Linked DNA regions of Mus musculus: region 2 is linked to region 1. The links are chromatin loops, found by intact Hi-C in ENCODE. Cell type or tissue: gastrocnemius. All regions are shown on one strand. Each heading gives the region's core, and the rest is flanking DNA. Links, peaks and the distances in the headings are about the cores only. Region 1 has its middle 6.0 kb from the start of Gm41556. Region 2 holds the start of Cdkn1a (cyclin-dependent kinase inhibitor 1A (P21)).

What was found. Peaks named below come from ENCODE experiments on the same cell type or tissue, not always from the same donor. Only the 100,000 strongest peaks of a DNase experiment are listed, where the experiment ranks them.
Region 2: a loop joins it to region 1, with 4 times the contacts of the local background. A loop is called at or near these places in 37 of 42 quality-filtered maps.

Annotation. Positions count from the first base shown.
Region 1 is chr17:29,046,159-29,054,483 of GRCm38, reverse strand. No RefSeq gene overlaps it. Among named protein-coding and RNA genes, the nearest start is that of Gm41556, 6.0 kb to the left of the region's middle. In gastrocnemius, for the core only: a CTCF peak has its summit at 5,139 (motif pointing left); DNase peaks (open chromatin) are centred at 1,226, 3,468, 5,178, 8,060 and 1 more place; H3K4me3 peaks cover 1,398 bases; H3K27ac peaks cover 3,016 bases.
Region 2 is chr17:29,089,345-29,097,669 of GRCm38, reverse strand. It overlaps Cdkn1a (cyclin-dependent kinase inhibitor 1A (P21)), which reads right to left and starts at 3,901. Exons shown (of 3, transcript NM_007669.5): 1 at 3,809-3,901. In gastrocnemius, for the core only: no CTCF peak of the experiment used is centred there; DNase peaks (open chromatin) are centred at 3,561, 3,955, 4,343, 4,970 and 2 more places; H3K4me3 peaks cover 3,279 bases; H3K27ac peaks cover 3,285 bases.

The sequences.
Region 1 (8,325 bases), core at 253-8,252:
TCTCAGAGGCTACAAGATCTTTCAATTACATTTGTTGATTGATTGATTGATTGTGTGTGTGTGTGTGTGTGTGTGTGTGTGTGTGTGTGTGTAATTGTACCATAACTCCTCTGTGGAGGGCAGAGAACAGCCTTCAGGGGGGTTGGTTCTTGCCTTCTACCACGTGGGTTCCAGCTGTGGACTCTGCTTGTCCTTTGGCAGCAAGTTTCTCTACCTGCTGATCCACTTTGATGACAGGGCCCACCTGTAGCTCACAGCCACCCGGTTAGTGGGAGCTGAAGCTGGAGTTTCAGAAAGACGGGAGGCCCCTCAGCAGGCCTCGCTTCCTCTGCCTCTGCCTCCTGCTTCCTCTTGCATCCCATCCAATGCTTGGCACTGCTGGCCGAGGAGGTCACAGCTCCTGACACAGCACATGCCAGGTCCCCACCCTCCAAGCCAGTCCTGGCTGCCATACAGAAAGCGAAAGGAGGATTTGGAACTGAACAAGAAAATAATAAAACCGCGGAAAGGGAAGAAACAGCTGTCAGAATATTGGAAAAATTCCCAGGCAGGAATTCCCAGCCCTCAAGGGCTAGCCAGGCTGAGGAAGTTCTTCAAAAACAACCTGGAAACTCCTCCTTGATACTGCTCCCCAGTCATGGAAGCACCTCCGTCCCTGCCATGTGTGTCTGAAGGCAGAGCCAGCTTAGAGTCAACTATAAGCTGGATAGTGGCGGTGGCCCAAGTCCTTTATTCCCAGTGCTCAGGAGGCAGAGGCAGGGAGATCTCAGATTTTAATCCACTGGGACTGGAATCAGAGCATTGTGAGGTGCCATTGTGGGTGCTGGGAGAGATCCTGGGCCTTCGGGGAGAGCAGCCGGTGGTCTTACCTGTTAAGCAGTCTCTCCAGCCAGATAAGAAGAATTCTTAAAAAACAAAACAAAATCTACCAAGTTTGGGTTTGGCTGGGGGTGGAGAAAGTCAGAGGTCAGACATCTTGCAAAAGGGCTACCACGTCCTCTGGCTGAGTCTGGCGTCCTCGGCTCTGTACTCATTCTGAATTATAGTTCTGTAAGAAGAGCGCTTTGCAGGGAGATAGGAGCTCTCACTCTTCCACCAAAGAAGAAGGATTCTGCCTAAGCTTGCCAGTTCCAGCCAGGACATGGCCTGAGGACCGTCCTTCTGCCCCATCTTTCACACCTGTCTCTGTCCCATAAGGCCTCTTGTCTCCAAAGCCATCTGTCTCCCAAACAAACCCCAGATGCCATCCCAAGATTAATCTTCCAAAGACACTCCCTGCTCCCTCTGTCAGCCCGCCAGACCCACCCTGCTCTCTTGAAGGCTCAGAAACAGAAGAACACTGAGCACAAACCCAAGACTCTGGGTTCGAATTCTCCCTCCGCTACTCCAAGCCTTCTCTCCTGCCCCTACAGGTTGGGGATAATAAGGACACATTACCTTAAGTTATGTGCTGAGGGTGGAGTGAGTAAGAAAACAGTGCCTTGGGTAAGGGTATCGCCCAATAAGAGTTCACGCTGACTGCCAGTGCTGGAGGACCTAGGTTTGGTTCCCAAAACGGAGAAACAAAAATGGTATCTGGAGTCATGAACCCTTTTTATTTTTTAGATTCATTGTTTTATTTTTAAAAGAATTATTAGCCGGGCGTGGTGGCGCGCACCTTTAATCCCAGCACTTGGGAGGCAGAGGCAGGCGGATTTCTGAGTTCGAGGCCAGCCTGGTCTACAGAGTGAGTTCTAGGACAGCCAGGGCTACACAGAGAAACCCTGTCTCAAAAAAAAACAAAAAAGAATTGTTTATTTTATGTATCTGAGTACACAGTAGCTGTCTTCAGACACTCCAGATCGGATCATCTGAGCCATGTGGTTGCTGGGAATCAAACTCAGGACCTCTGGAGAGCAGTCAGTGCTCTTAACCACCTGAGCCATCTCTCCAGCCCCTGTTTTGTTTAAAGTGTGAGTGTTTTACCCACAAGTCCAGGTGTGCACCAGGTTTGTGCCTGGAGCCTTAAAGATCGGAAGAGGGAGCTAGACCTGAGTCCTCTGCTAGGGCTCTTAACCAAAGAGCAGCCCAGCCCCCCCCACCGCCTTTTTTAAGGTAAGGTCTCACTATGTAACTACTATTTTAAAAAACAGTATTACATTTTATTGTGTATACATGTGCGTGTGCATGCATTTGTGATCAAAGGACAGATGCAGGAGTACACTCTCTCCTTCTACTGGCTGAGTTCTAGGGTTCAAACTCAGGTCATCAAGCTTGGTGGCAAGTGCCTTTCCTCACTGAGCCCTCTCACCAGCCCATCTCTTCCCATTTCACAGTCCCACTGAAGGATTCCATCTCACTCACCGACTTCAGTGGCTGGAATGTACACGGCATATAAAAGATGCTGAATAAACACGCTGAATTTCTCCATTCTATGATCTGTTCAGGGCAACTGCTCTCCTAACACACCTAGGCATCCAACATACACACGCACACACATACTCACATACACTCATACACACTGTCACATACACATACATACATTCACATGTACGTACATGTACACACATACACACTCCTACACAAATATACACACATACATAAATACACATATTCACATACACACATTCACACATGTATACACTCACACTTATATGCACACTCACATACACATTCATATACACACATACAGTCATACACACATATACATACTCATTCACATACACGTGTATGTATGTACTTTTACATATACATACATACACATACATACATATACACATTCACACATATACACATACACACACTCACACAAATATGCACATATACATACATACATTCCCATATACTCACACTTACCTATTCACATACACACATTCCCATATATGTGAATACATACACACACACATTCACACTCACACATTCACACAACCACATAAACACATGTATATACACCCACACACATTCACACACTCACATCAACACACACATACATACATACATGCACACACACACACATAAATACACACACTCACACACACACACACTCTCCTCTCTTAAAGGGCCAGGTTCCTTCAGAGCTTTCAATTCTAACTCCCTCCTCCACCCCCTCCCTGCTTCCTGGGCTTCAGGACCAGCTCTAGCTCTGAGACACACATTAGCTTGTGATGGGAATTTTAATGCTTTCTCAGCTTCCTCTCTGACTTGGCACTTTGTGCCCACCACCTCCGAGGGGCAGCCCGGGTGAAGAGGTTCTCCAGCCACCCAAATGCCCTCTTCTTGTGTGGTTTTGATGTTTGGAAAGGGCTTCCCAGGTGAAGCCATCAGAATAACTAGACACAACAAGACGTGTGGTCTCGAAGTCACTTTCCGGGCTCCGTGACTGTGAGATGAAAGGCAGGCAAGTGTCTGCCCAGGAAATCCGAGCCGGGCAGTTCGGGGTAACAGGCGGCTTCCCGCCCTGGCTGGGGGACAGCTGCCTACAACCCGGCTGTTGACACACTAAAAAAAGAAATTCCATGGTGACCAGTAGACTCTAGCCAGCACCTGATGGAAGGCGGTAGTTTGAAAATAATCCCTAATGACACCCAAGCCTCCCCGGCCCCGTTCCCAACAAAAGGAGAAACTGGAGAAACTCCTCGAGATGGAGTTTTTTTAAGAGAACTGGGGTGCTCAGCTGCCAGAAGCCCTGGCAGAAGCTGGCTAGGGTTGGTCTCCAAGGTCACCACAATGGCAGCCCCTCAGGCTGGCTGGTGCTTTCAGACACCCACACCCTGGGATAGCCAGGGTTTGTGCTAGCCAGAGGGCAGTGGTCCCTGGAAGGCTGGGGTGGCAGAGGACTGAAAAATAACAGCTATAGCTAGCAGTGCTGTTGCCGGGCTCTGTGTGGGCTCCTCTCCCAGTCTCTCTCGTCCACAATGCCTCATGAGCACCGGTCCCTTCGTAGGACGCTTCTGAGTGTGTTAAAGCAGAGTCTTCTCCAGTCTATATGCAGGGTCTATAAAGGTGACCACAGCCTTCTACCATAAGACAGGTGGAGAAGCTGAGCCTGGGAGGGTCGTTTCTCCTGCCCACTGTATAAGAGATGATCAGGCTGTTTGAGCACTCAGTGTTGCTCCATCCCAGATCTAGGAGCTTCATGGAACTTAGCATGGGCTCTTTCTTTCCCCTGGACTCCAAGTGTAGGACCCCACCTCCTCTTCCTAAATACCTCTGGCGCCCAGCACTCTTATCTGCATGGACTTTGCCCTCTGCCCTTGTGGACCCAGCAGAAGGACTCGCTGATAAGGGGCCATTGCCCAGGTTTATAGTTTCCTCCCGCCTCTCTGGCGACACCTGAGCCTGCTGATCCCCACCCTCCACCCCACAGTCATCCAGTGGCCATCATCCACATTCAATGATAGGGGCACATCCCGTATAGCCAGTCGCCCACATAGTCTCACACACAGTTACATCACTTTTACCCAGACTTAGTCACAAGGGTACACCTCACACACTGCCAGCTACAGAAACAGTCACACATTACACTATGGCTTTACACACACGCCTATAGTCACACCTTACCTGCATGTACTCAAGAGGACATGCGTGCGTGTTCAAGCATGCACACAAGTGAGCACACGCACTCGAGCACCCACACACACATACACATAAACGTCTCTATGATAGTGAATGGGAGGGGCCAACAAGTATAGAGAAAGATTCACCTTCTAGGGCAAAAGATGACTTAGGGAGATAAGACCCTTGCCTCTTTTGCTTTGAAAACCTGATGGCCAGAGTTCAATCCCCAAAACCCACACCAGGTGAAGAGAACCACCTCCACGCCTCACACTTAAGGCCACTTAGCTGCACGGGCAAGCATGAGTGCATGCACATGCACACACTCACACACACAATCAGTACAAGTAGACAGATCTTTGTGACTTCACAGCCAGCCTGGCCTACATAGCAAGACCCAGGACAACCAGGGCTATATAGAGAGCTCTCAAATTTAAAAAAAAAAAAAAAAAAAAAAGAGAAAAACGTTTAAGGTTATTCTTAGTTTATAGACCCTCTTTCAAATAAAATATAGAACAAACGAAACATAATAAAATGGAATAGCTGTTTTTGAAGGCCTTTTTGGGATCCCTTGCTTGTCTGGAACTGTTAGCTGCTGCCACCTTGTGATCTGAGGCGGAACTACAGACTCTGTGCCCAGGGCGGGGCGGTGGCCAGCTGGTTAGACAGGCTCCTACTCCCCACACCCCCCACCACCATATGCCACCAAGACCCGTGACTGCCGTTTTATAGGTACATTCCATTGGCATAGGAAACAGCAGTGGAACCTTGGAAATCAGCGTTTGGCTGGTGCCCATAATGACCCAGGCCACTGTCATCAGTTACAGTGATGGTTGGTGGCAATGTCCTGGCATCCTGATGGGTTTCGTGAACTAACAGTGATGAAGACCCCAAAGTAGTGACTGTGACCTCTACTCTCCAAGCCACCCTTAACATCTTCTGTCAGGTCTTGGAGGTTGGCCCGGGGCACGAATCCTGGCACTGACAGGAGTGGGTGTGTCTAATGATCCCCGTCCTCCCAGAAAGCTCTTCTGAGCCCCACACTGTGGTGAGGCACCTACTATGTATCACTGTTGAGCCCAGAGCCATCCTGCTTCCTTTCCCTGTTGGTCTTATTCGTCTGGGTGTTTTATGTATGGCATGCATCATGTATGCCCCTAGAGGCTAAGAAGAGGGCTGTGAGCTGCAGAGTGGGTCCTGGGAATTGAACCTGGGTCCTCTGGAAGAGCAGCCAATGCTCTTAACCCCTGAGCCATCTCTGATTGTGCTCGTATTTTATGATTATTTTCTAAAGATTTATTTAATGTGAGTACACTGTCACTCTGTTCAGACGCACCAGAAGAAGGCATACAGATGGTTGTGAGCCACCATGTGGTTGCTGGGAATTGAACTCAGGGCCTCTGGAAGAGCAGTCAGTACTCTTAACCACTGAGCCATTTCTCCAGCCCCCAAATTTTATTATTAACTTTTTAATACTAAGTGGGTGACTTAATTCTATCACCAGGCAGTGGTTTCTATTTTCACCTCCTGTTTTGCATATTTTTTTGTCTCTTCCAGGAGGTCCCTGTGATCCCCTGCCTCATGGGCAGCCATTAAGGTAGACCCTTTGTGTGCATGTTGTCATGCCCTGTGTTTTGTAGGCATGAATTGCCATACAGCACTCTTCCCTGCCCTGTAGGCTGGCCTTACATTCCCTACATAGCTAAGAACGCTTATTGAGATTATTAAGATTTATCTTGTGTGTGTGTCCCTCAAAGGCCATAAGAGGGCATCAGACCCCTGAAGTTAGTTACAAAGCAGTTGTGAACCTCCTGACATGGGTGCTGGGAGCTGAACTCAGGTCCTTTTCAAGAGCAAGAAGCATTCTTAACCACCGAGCCATCTCTCTGCTTTCCTTTGTTTCCTCTCCTCTCTCCCTTTCTCTATGTAACCCTGGCTATCCTGGGACTCTCTAGATCTGTCTGCCTCTGCCACTGAGTGCTGGGATTAAAGGTGTGCAACCACTACCATCTTTCTTGTTTGCTTTTTTAAAACACCTTGCACTTCTGACCCCATTGCTTCTAACTCCCAAGCACTGGTATTATAAGTATGTACCATCATGCCTGGTCTCATGTGATGCCAGGGATGATACCTAAGGCCTCATGCATGCTAAGCAAGCACTCTACCAAGCCACGTTGGTAGAGCACCTTGAATGCTAATGTGTTAGGAACTGGGTCATCTCATAGTCTAGAAGGTGGTAATTTGCTGGCTCTGTTTTAATATTGGAAGTAACTATGTTTTGTGGCTGACCTGTATTCCCTAGGCCATACACACTCAAGGTGATGGGCCTCAGGTACCCTGAGTTGGTGGCTGCTCAGCTCAGCCCCACCAGGCTTGTCAGGATTAACTAGTCTTCACCTCCTGATTCCTGTGCTGGTAAGAAAGGGTTAAACAAAAAACCTTCTACCTCAAATTATCCTTGACACTCAAAACCATCTCTGAATGGTGGCAAGGTGGCACAAGCTGTAATCTCTGCAAGCAGGAAGCTCTAGTAGAAGAGCCTGTAGTTCAAAAGACCACTTGGACTACATTAACTAGACCCCGTCTCAAAGAAAGATTCAAAGTAAATAAATAACCAGACATGGCCTATATATCTAGACTCTCAGTCAGGAGACAATGGCAGAAGGCTCACTGTCAAGTTCAAGGTTTACATAAAGTCAAGGCTAGCCTGGGCTACATAAAAAGACCCTGTACCAAAAAAAAAAAAAAAAAAAAAAAAAGTATGCGTGGGGGGTGTAGACCAGTGAGATGGCTCAGCAGGTAAATATGCTTGCTGGCCCAGGTCTGACCACCTGAGTCTGGTCCCCAGTGTTGGACTGACCTCTACAGGTGTAGCATTTGTCCCTCACCTATTCATTATCCTCTACAACACAACTAACCAGTATTTGTCTGATCTCCAGTACCCAAATGGTGGCGCCATATGTAACTCCAGTTCTAGGGGATCCAACATCCTCTTCTGGCTTCTGTAGGCACCAGCACACAGACACACACAGGCAAAACACCTGTACAAACTAATACTTTTTTCCGGCTGGTGAGATGGCTCAGTTGGTAAGAGCACCCGACTGCTCTTCCAAAGGTCCGAAGTTCAAATCCCAGCAACCACATGGTGGCTCACAACCATCCGTAATGAGATCTGACTTCTGGAGTGTTTGAAGGCAGCTACAGTGTACTTACATATAATAAAAATAACTAAATCTTAAAAAAAAAAAAACTTTCTCAAATATGTTTTTTTTTTTTTAAATAAAAGACTGGATGGTGGTGGTGCCTTTGGTCCCTGGCACCCAGGAATCAGAAACAGGTAGATCTCTTTTTGAATACCAGGACACGCAGGGCTACAGAGAAACCCTGTCACTAAAATGGATGCAGACGGTGCTTGTAAAATCCTTGGGGTGGGCAGCCCACCTGCTCTACTATGCCTCAGAGCCAACACGTGTTGGAGGGAGTCTACTGCCAACAAGGGCCAGGCCTGGCAATGCTGTGCTCAACCCTGTGCAGGCTCCACCTTGACCCTGGAACTTTGGTGGGGCAGTGCTGTGCGTGCCTGCAGTCAGGTCCTGTGCTCACAGGAGCCTCGTGTTGGTTACTATTAACAGAGTGCCAACCTGGCCACAGGAGTGGGGTGGTGACAAAAGCAGAACACGAGCAGGCAGCCCTGGGGGCAGGGACAAGCACAAACCACAGGTTAAATCAGACCTGTGTTGACTCCTTGGGGCAAGCTCTGTTTGCCATCTGTCTGAGGCTTTATCTGCCAGG
Region 2 (8,325 bases), core at 223-8,222, 43 kb before region 1:
CGAATAAGTACCCTAACATCTCTGGGCTCCCTATTTGAGAATGAACTAAGTTAACATAGGCAATCCTGAGAAACAGAAGCCATGAGCGTGCCTCTCTGCCCCTAATTCTGACAGAGCCTCCTCCCTGCCCCTCCCTCCCTCCCACTGTCACTGACAGGTGCTCCAGGCTGGAGGCCTTTCCAAAGGACGCTGGCAGGCAGTAGCCTGGGAGGAGGCAGCAGCCTGGGAGGAGGCAGTAGCCTGGGAGGAGGCAGCAGCCTGGGGGGAGGCAGTAGCCTGGGGGGAGGCAGCAGCCTGGGGGGAGGCAGTAGCCTGGGGGAGAGGAGAGTCTGAAGGGGTGGAGCGGGGTTAAGGCTCTCTCCCAGGCTGAGCCACATCCTGCCAGGCAGATCAGGTAATCTGGAGTCTAGACACCTCCCAGCCCCAGACGTGCCTATAGCCTGTGCCCAAGGAACCCGTTTTACAGGCACTGAAAAAAAAAAAAAAGTTAAAGGTGTTGGTTTACCTGGCTCCTCTCCAGGAAAGAGGGATACCTGAGTGGCCCATCCTGACTCCAAGACTAGGGGATGCAGCTTCTAAGGAGGGCCTTTGAGCTTGCAAGGTGAGCCCCAGTGGCTTCCTGAGGCAAGACCCCCTGGGCTCTTACCACATACACTACCACACACATACACACGCCCAGCTCCTTAAGACCTCAGGGTGAGTTTGCCCACAGCTGGAAGAGAGAAGGGGGTACCCAGACTATGATTCAAGGTAGGAAGCCAGAAGAGATGAAGCGTCTGGGGCCCCGATGGTAAAGCCTGGGCCTTGTGCTAAGCAAGGAGCTCTCTATAAAACTGGGTGTGGCGGCACACACCTGTAATCGCTGGAGGCAGAGGTAGGGAAAGAAGTTCAGGGTCTACCTTGGCTACTACATAGGGAACGTGGCCAGCATTGTGGCTTCCATAAATAAGTAAAACAGCCAATTCCCAAAACACAGCACTCGGGAGGCAGAGGCAAAATGTCTGTGAGTTGAAGGCCATCCTGGTGTGCATAGTGAGAGCCTGGCTAAACACCAACCAACCGAAACACAGGTCTAACAAGGATTCCCACTGCCCGCAAAAGGATTCTCAAGGTGCAGACCTCAGAGGCCTAAAGGACCTCAGATGGCCTCTGCCTACAGGTAGAGCTTGGGGCCTATTCACATCCTTTAGTACAACTCAGTCATCCTCCTGCCTCTGCCTCTAGTGTGCTGGGATTGCAGTTGTAAGCCACCAAAAGCTATCGTTAATAGATGGCAATATCACATTCTTTTACGGCAGAGCTAATCCAGGTTCAGAATGTGTGTCCAAAGGCACAGGGCTCACAAGCGGGGTTTGAATTCAGACCCTTTTGGTCTAGTATTGATCATTCTCTCGTCTTCTCACCTTGAGGGGCATGACCAGAGGACTCCATTAAAATCAGCTGGAAAAGCTTTTTTATTAAATATAGACTGAGCTCCATGTTATGGGGAGAGTCTTTAATCCCAGCACTCCACCAGAGGCACGTGATCCTTATGAGTTCCAGGCCACTGGGCCAGCCTGTCTATATAGTACTGGTAGCTGGGGCCATTTTGTAAGCTTGTCTCTCTGTCTCTGTCTCTCTTTCACACACACACAGAGACAGAGAGAGAGATCTATATAGATATAGAAATATAGATTGGCTCATTTCCCCAGACAAACTGAGCCGAAAAACAAGTTTGGTGCCCTTCCCCAGACGGTAGCTCACAGGGGCCAGAGGAAGGAAGGGAAGACACCAATGGACTCGGCTAAGGCTGGATAGTCCCCAGTTTTTCATAGCTGAAGATAAGACCAGGAACCCAAGAGGGGCACGATCTCCACCTTGTCTCTCAAGGGCCACGCCTCCCTAATAGTCCGCTAGCACACCCTGCTAAAATCACTTGTATCTGGCCATCAGGCATATTTTAATTCCCTTTAAGCCGCGGTGGGGGTGGCAGAAGCCCGTGGTGCCACCCGCGCCTAGCCGGCCTTGCAGTCCTCACTGATGCCGGTAGGGGGCGCTGTGCACTCAGGAAATGGCGCTCGGTAGGCGGCGCGTAGGCCGAGCAAGGAGTGGTGAGTCAGTTTCCTGCCCGGCGCTGCCCGCCCGCCAAAACTGCTTGGGCACCGGAGCTGCGCGTCACCCTGGGGTGGAGAGAGGAGAGGAAAGGAGGGGGACCCCGGGCCACAAAACACGTCACGATGAGCCCAGGCTTCCTAAATTCCCGCCTATGTTGGGAAACCAGACTGAGCGCGCGCGCGCGCACGCATACACACACACACACACACGCACGTACACAGACACACACACACACACACATACGCACGCACGCACACACGCACGCACGGACACTCGAGAGCAAAGAAAGTGCTCTTAGCTCTGGCCCCCTCCACCTTGATCTCCACGCCCAAAGCACGCGATGAGTCAGATCCCTGGAAAATAAAAATAGATGAGGGCGAGGACAACAAAAAACCGCCTGAGTGTCCTCTCTGAAACGCGACGTAGGGGACAGAGGAAGCTGCCAGCGCGCCCCCAAATGCCAAACCCAAGCCCAAAGTATTTCCCGCACGACCAGGGTGCAAGTGTAGCCCTTGTCCCCGGAGGTTCCGAGTGGAATGGATGTGCCCTAGTGGGCGCACTCAGCCTGGTCACCTTCCTACACTGGGTGTGGACTGGGTCGAGGGCCCCAGCCCCGGGGCGTCTGATGTACGGCACCCGTAAGCCTCACTCCGCGAGGATACCGGCCGCTCTACAGTGCGGGCTCCTCTCGCGCCCCACGGTCACTGGTCCGGGTCGTGGTGGGCGCGGTGGGTGGGACCCTTTGCGCTTCCCGGGCTGGCAGGGTGGACAGGACCCGCCCAGACTCCCTGTCCCCGAGGGCGCGCCGCCGAGCGGGGACCGGACACCGCGTCCTGGACCTCCCCGTGTCCCGGGTTCCCTGGGAACATACTGTGCCCGCCAAATAGGTCACTGTGCCGCGCGGGGGAGGGGACGGGGCAGGAACGAGGCTGTACCCGGGCAGGGAAAGGGGCTTCTGGGCTGCCACTGACCCATCCCCAGTTGTGGCGCGATTCTGGTCTCAATCCAGTGCCCGGGGTCTCCTTGTCACAATGAGTCACCTCCTCGCCTGTCCTCTAGGACGTGCCCAGGCACGATCCCGAGGGCGGAGGACACAGCTCGCGCTGACCTCAGAGCCCAGTGGGGTGGTGGCTACCGCGAAACAGGGCACTTGGTTCACAAGGACCGGGGATCCGGCGGCACCCATGGGATCGGAGAACCGCTCTGCGCTAAGCTCTAGATAGACTCGCCGAAGCTTGTCACAACCGCCACCCAGGACCCATCTCGGGGCACCGTGAGCTTCATTCTCACGCTTTGGGCGAGCCGCACCTGGAATCCCTAGAAACATTGGCAACCAGAAGCGAGCTCCCGGTAGCCGATCCCCGCCAGCCATCGCTCGGACCCGGTCTCCAAGGACTGGAAGAGTGGCTGCCATCCGTGGTCCTGGAGTTCAGACTCTGTATGCCGAGTCCGCGACATAGCCTGACCCTCGTCACACTCCAACAAACGAAGCCTTCAGCCACCACGGACGCTCAGACCCACACCCGTCATCCACCTGCCGCGGACACACCTGTGACTCTGGCGGGCACGCACAAATACACATATACACACACAGGTGATCCACTCATCACCACACACACACACACACACACACACACACACTTCTGGGGACACCCACTGGGCTCAGCGCATTGCTACGGGGAAGAACTATTGTTCCCTGCCACGAAGCTCTCACCTCTGAATGTCTGGATATCGCTGTGGATCTGCGCCTGACTCCAATTCCCCTAGACTCTGACACCGCGGCGGCTCACACCTCTCGGCTGCTGCAGTTGGCGTCGAGCTGCCTCCTTATAGCGTCGGCCCAGGCCCCGCCCCCTCAGAGGCAGGACCAACCCACTCCTTCACCGATCCCGGGGACTCGCTGGCCCGCCCTCCCCTCTGGGAATCTAAGCCCGCGCCAGACAGCTAGAACCGGCGCGCGTTAAGAGGGCGCGCCCTCCCCTCCCCCACACCTGGGCTATTCTCTTGTCACGCAGCGCACCAGCAGAGCCACATACATCTATGAACAACAGTACAGTTAGAGCTGAGTGAGTGTTTATGGGTCTGTCCCTGACCAACTGTGGGAAGGACTAACTCTTTTCCAGATCACTGATATTAGTAAATAAAATCCTGGGTTTCGGGAGGTGGGTCTGTTGGTACAGTGTTTGCCTAACTTGCTGGAAGTGAAGCCCTGGGTTGGAGCTCCAGGGCCCCATAAACTGGGCATGCGGGGTCACGTCTGTAATAACAGCGCCCAGTGGGGGGTGAGGAGGGGGAAATAGGCATTCAAGGTCGTTTTGACAGCTACCTATTCCGATGGAGACCAACTTGAAATATGTGACACTGTTTCAAATATAAATAAATTGATCATTTGAGTATGATAGCAAAAGCCTGGAATCCTATACTTGGGAGATTGAGGCACGAGGGGCGTTACAGGTTCAAGACCAGCCTGGGCTATCCATTGAGACCCTCTCAAAAACAAAACAAGCCCATAAATAATAAAAAATAGTTTAAAATCCCAAGAAGTCCCACTATGTCTGGAGATTTTTTTCCCCCTCCTCCCAGAAGCCCCTCGGACATCGGGTCCAGAACGCGATCATTTCCTCCCTGTCTCACAGACGAGGAAAGCAGTTCCACAGAAGGAAAGGATGCTGTCAACCGCCTCAGAAATCGGGGAGATTGAGTCCAGTTCTCAGACCACGGACTACCAAGAAAAACAGCCGCCAGGCTCCTTACCTCCCCTCTCCCCTCTTCAGAAGCCAGCATGTGAACATTTCTCACACCATAATACATCCTGCAAGTGAGAGCATCAAGACCTGACTGGGACCACACTAATGGCTACCTGCTGACCTCTGGCAAGCTGCCCAGAGTACTCTGCTTGCAGATTTCTTTCTCTGGGTCCAAAATGAGGGAAATGTCTAATACTCCCCCTCCCAAGATCCAGACAGTCCACTAAAATGACATTGATAAAGGACAATTCTAGAAACATCTACGGATGTTCCTGACAGACATAGCAGTAAGACATTCTCCGTTCCCACCTTCCTCCATGTCTCTAGTCAGTTTTATTTCCTTCTGTTTGGGGTCTTTTGAGACGAGGCCTCGCTATGTAGCCCAGGGTGGCCCTCATATTCAAGGCAATCTTCCTGCCTTAACTTCCTTGCTTAGAGTTAAGACTACAGGTCTGAGCCATCACACCCAGCAGAAGGGGGTTTTCTTCAGTCTTGTTACACGATCCAGCCTGGTCACATGGGCTACATAGCAAGACCACCATCTCAGCTAAGCATAGAGGTACATGCCTGAAATCACGGTACTTGGGAGGCAGGGGGGATTTGGAGCTCAAGGCTAGCCTGAGCTATCTGAGATCACCATGCATCCAAAAAGGGATGTAGCTCCGTTAATATAGCGCTTGCCTAACATGTATGAAGCCAGGAGTTGGATCCCTAGTAAGGCATCATCTAGATGATAGCGGCATACATCTGTAATCCCGGCACTCAGGAGACAGAAACAGGAGGACCAATAATTCATCAAGGTTACATGACATCCTGCCTCTAAAACAAAAACAAATTCCTCTCTCTCTCAAAACAAACACAAACAAAAATTTTAAATAAAGCAGAGACTGGAGTCTTAGTTTGAACGGATATCTTTAGTTAAAAGATCAAAATCCTGCTTTGGAGAAGCTGTGAGTTCTGACATCTGCTCTCCGATGTCTAGAGATCGCTGCCCAGACATGCCCAGTCTTCCTCCTCGGATTTAGCTGACCTAGACAGGCCTCCTCTTCTGTGATGGGGGGTGGAAGTCTGGGAAGGGCTTGGCCACCTTCCCAACCCCCCTCAAAAGCCTCATCCTGTTCAGAAACACAGTTGAAGGACCCCCTTCAGACCCCCAAACCAGGACAGACATAATGGCCACTCCCACAATGCCCCAGCTCCTGAACGGTCCAGTCCCTGCATCCAAGTCGTCCATCCCAGGGCTGGGCTGTCAGGGGCCAGCACAGGATGTCAAAACTGCCCAAATCCCCTTGGCCTCCAGGCTTCTCAGATAGAAGTGACATTGTCTGTCTGTTTACTTTGGGAGAAAACAGCTTGAATAAAGGCTTATACTGAACTGCTGAGTGCTGTGACCTCCTGTGCCTTTACCCTACTGGTGTTGGAGAGATTTATTTTAAACAACTTCTGGCTTCCCAGAGCACCACAAAAGTACTCAACAAATATTTATTAAGTCTGGGACTACTCAGTCTTTCTAACAAACATTCTTGGCCTTGCACTTGAATGTATAGTCAGGCACACCATTGCACGTGAATGTATACTCAGAAACATGGTTGGAGGAGCCCTCCAGACCCCAAAATGACAAAGTGACAAAATGACTACATACAGTACCTGACACATACACACCCCAGGCACACACACACAGATGCACAAAAGCATCCTTCACCTGATACATGTCACAAGATACATACCACCTTTTATTCTGCTGGCAAAGTGGGACGTCCTTAATTATCTGGGGTCTCTGTCTCCATTCATGCTCCTCCTCACCCCACAGCTGGTAGTTGGGTATCATCAGGTCTCCACCACCCTGCACTGAAGCAGCCCCACCTCTTCAATTCCAGGGCTGAACATGTCAAGACATGTTCCTGAAGGCCAGAAAGCTAGTCCCCACCCAGGACTGAACAGACCCAGGCCTGCTGAGCTCCGATTTTGCTGCTGGTCTCCGAGAGGCAACAGCCAGGGATGGGAGGACTGATGCAGCCTTGCAAGGTATCCTCTGGGGCTGATAGAAAGGAAATCCAAGGGACCAAGGGAGATATAAGGAAGACTCCATGTTAGCTGTTGCTGCTACCCAGGAAGGAAGAGGAAGTGTGGACGCCAAAATCACCACTTCCCAGAAAAGGACAGGGGAGTACCAAAGAGGGACTGTCAGATTTCAGAAGAAGTCACCTCCACACAAACTCCCAAGAAATTCGACCACAAAACAAAGAGAGAATAGAAAATGGTCTAAGCACGAGGGTCAGGATAGAGCTTTTCATATCCCTGAGAAATCAGAACTGACATTTCTAAAACTTCTCCAGTCTCAGCTCCATCATTAGAAATGTATTCCTTTGAGGCTCAGCTGGTAAAGTTGTTTGCCTTGCAAGTATAGAACCCAAGTTGAAATCCCATCACCCACAGGAAAGAGCCAGGCTTGGCTGCATGCTCTTGTAATACACACACACACACATACACACACACACCACACTCACATACACCACACACACACATACATATATACAGACTTACACAAACATGCACACACATTCACACATGCATGCACACACCACACACATAGGCCCACACACACATATAGACTCACACAAACACACACACACACACACACACACACACACACACACACGCACGCACGCACAGGCACACATGAGGCACTGGAAGCAGGAGACTAGAAGGGACTTCCTGGCCAGTGCACCTAACCTGGTCAGTGAGCTCCAGGCTCTAGCAGACCCTCAAAAACACAAGGTGGTAGCCAGACCAGCTGACGAGATAGTTCAGTGAATGCCACATTTAGGGTTTCTGTTGCTATGAGAAAACAGTGACCAAAAGTGTCTTAGAAAGGAAAAGGTTAATTTCACCTTCCACTTTCAGGTCACAAACCAGCACTGAGGAAAGCCAGGGCAGGAACCTGGAAGGCAGGGACTTTAGAGGAACATTGGTTACTGGCTTGCTTTTCATGGGTCCCTCAGCTCCTTTTTTTCTTATAGGACTCAGGTTCACTTGCTTCGGGGTGATAGATAGTGAGCCAGGTCCTAACCATTAACCAAGGGAAGGACCCACAGACAGACGTGCCTTCAGGCCAAGCCCATGGTAGCCATTCCTCAACTGAGGCTCCCTTGTCCCAGGTGGCTCAAGTTTGGATTGACAGGAAAATAAAACAAAATAGCCAGGCGAGGTGGCACAAGCCTTTAATCCCAGCACTTGGGAGGCAGAGGCAGGCGGATTTCTGAGTTCAAGGCCAGCCTGGTCTACAAAGTGAGTTCCAGGACAGCCAGAGCTACACAGAGGAACCCTGTCTCCAAAAACCAAAAAAATAAAACAAACATCACAAGGTTACTTCTCCATTGTCTATCACAAATAAATTCTGGGACACTCTGCTCCACACACAGGGTCTCTCAGGGGTCCAGGCTGACAGCAGCTCTACCATAGTGTAGTGACACCATCGGTCTGT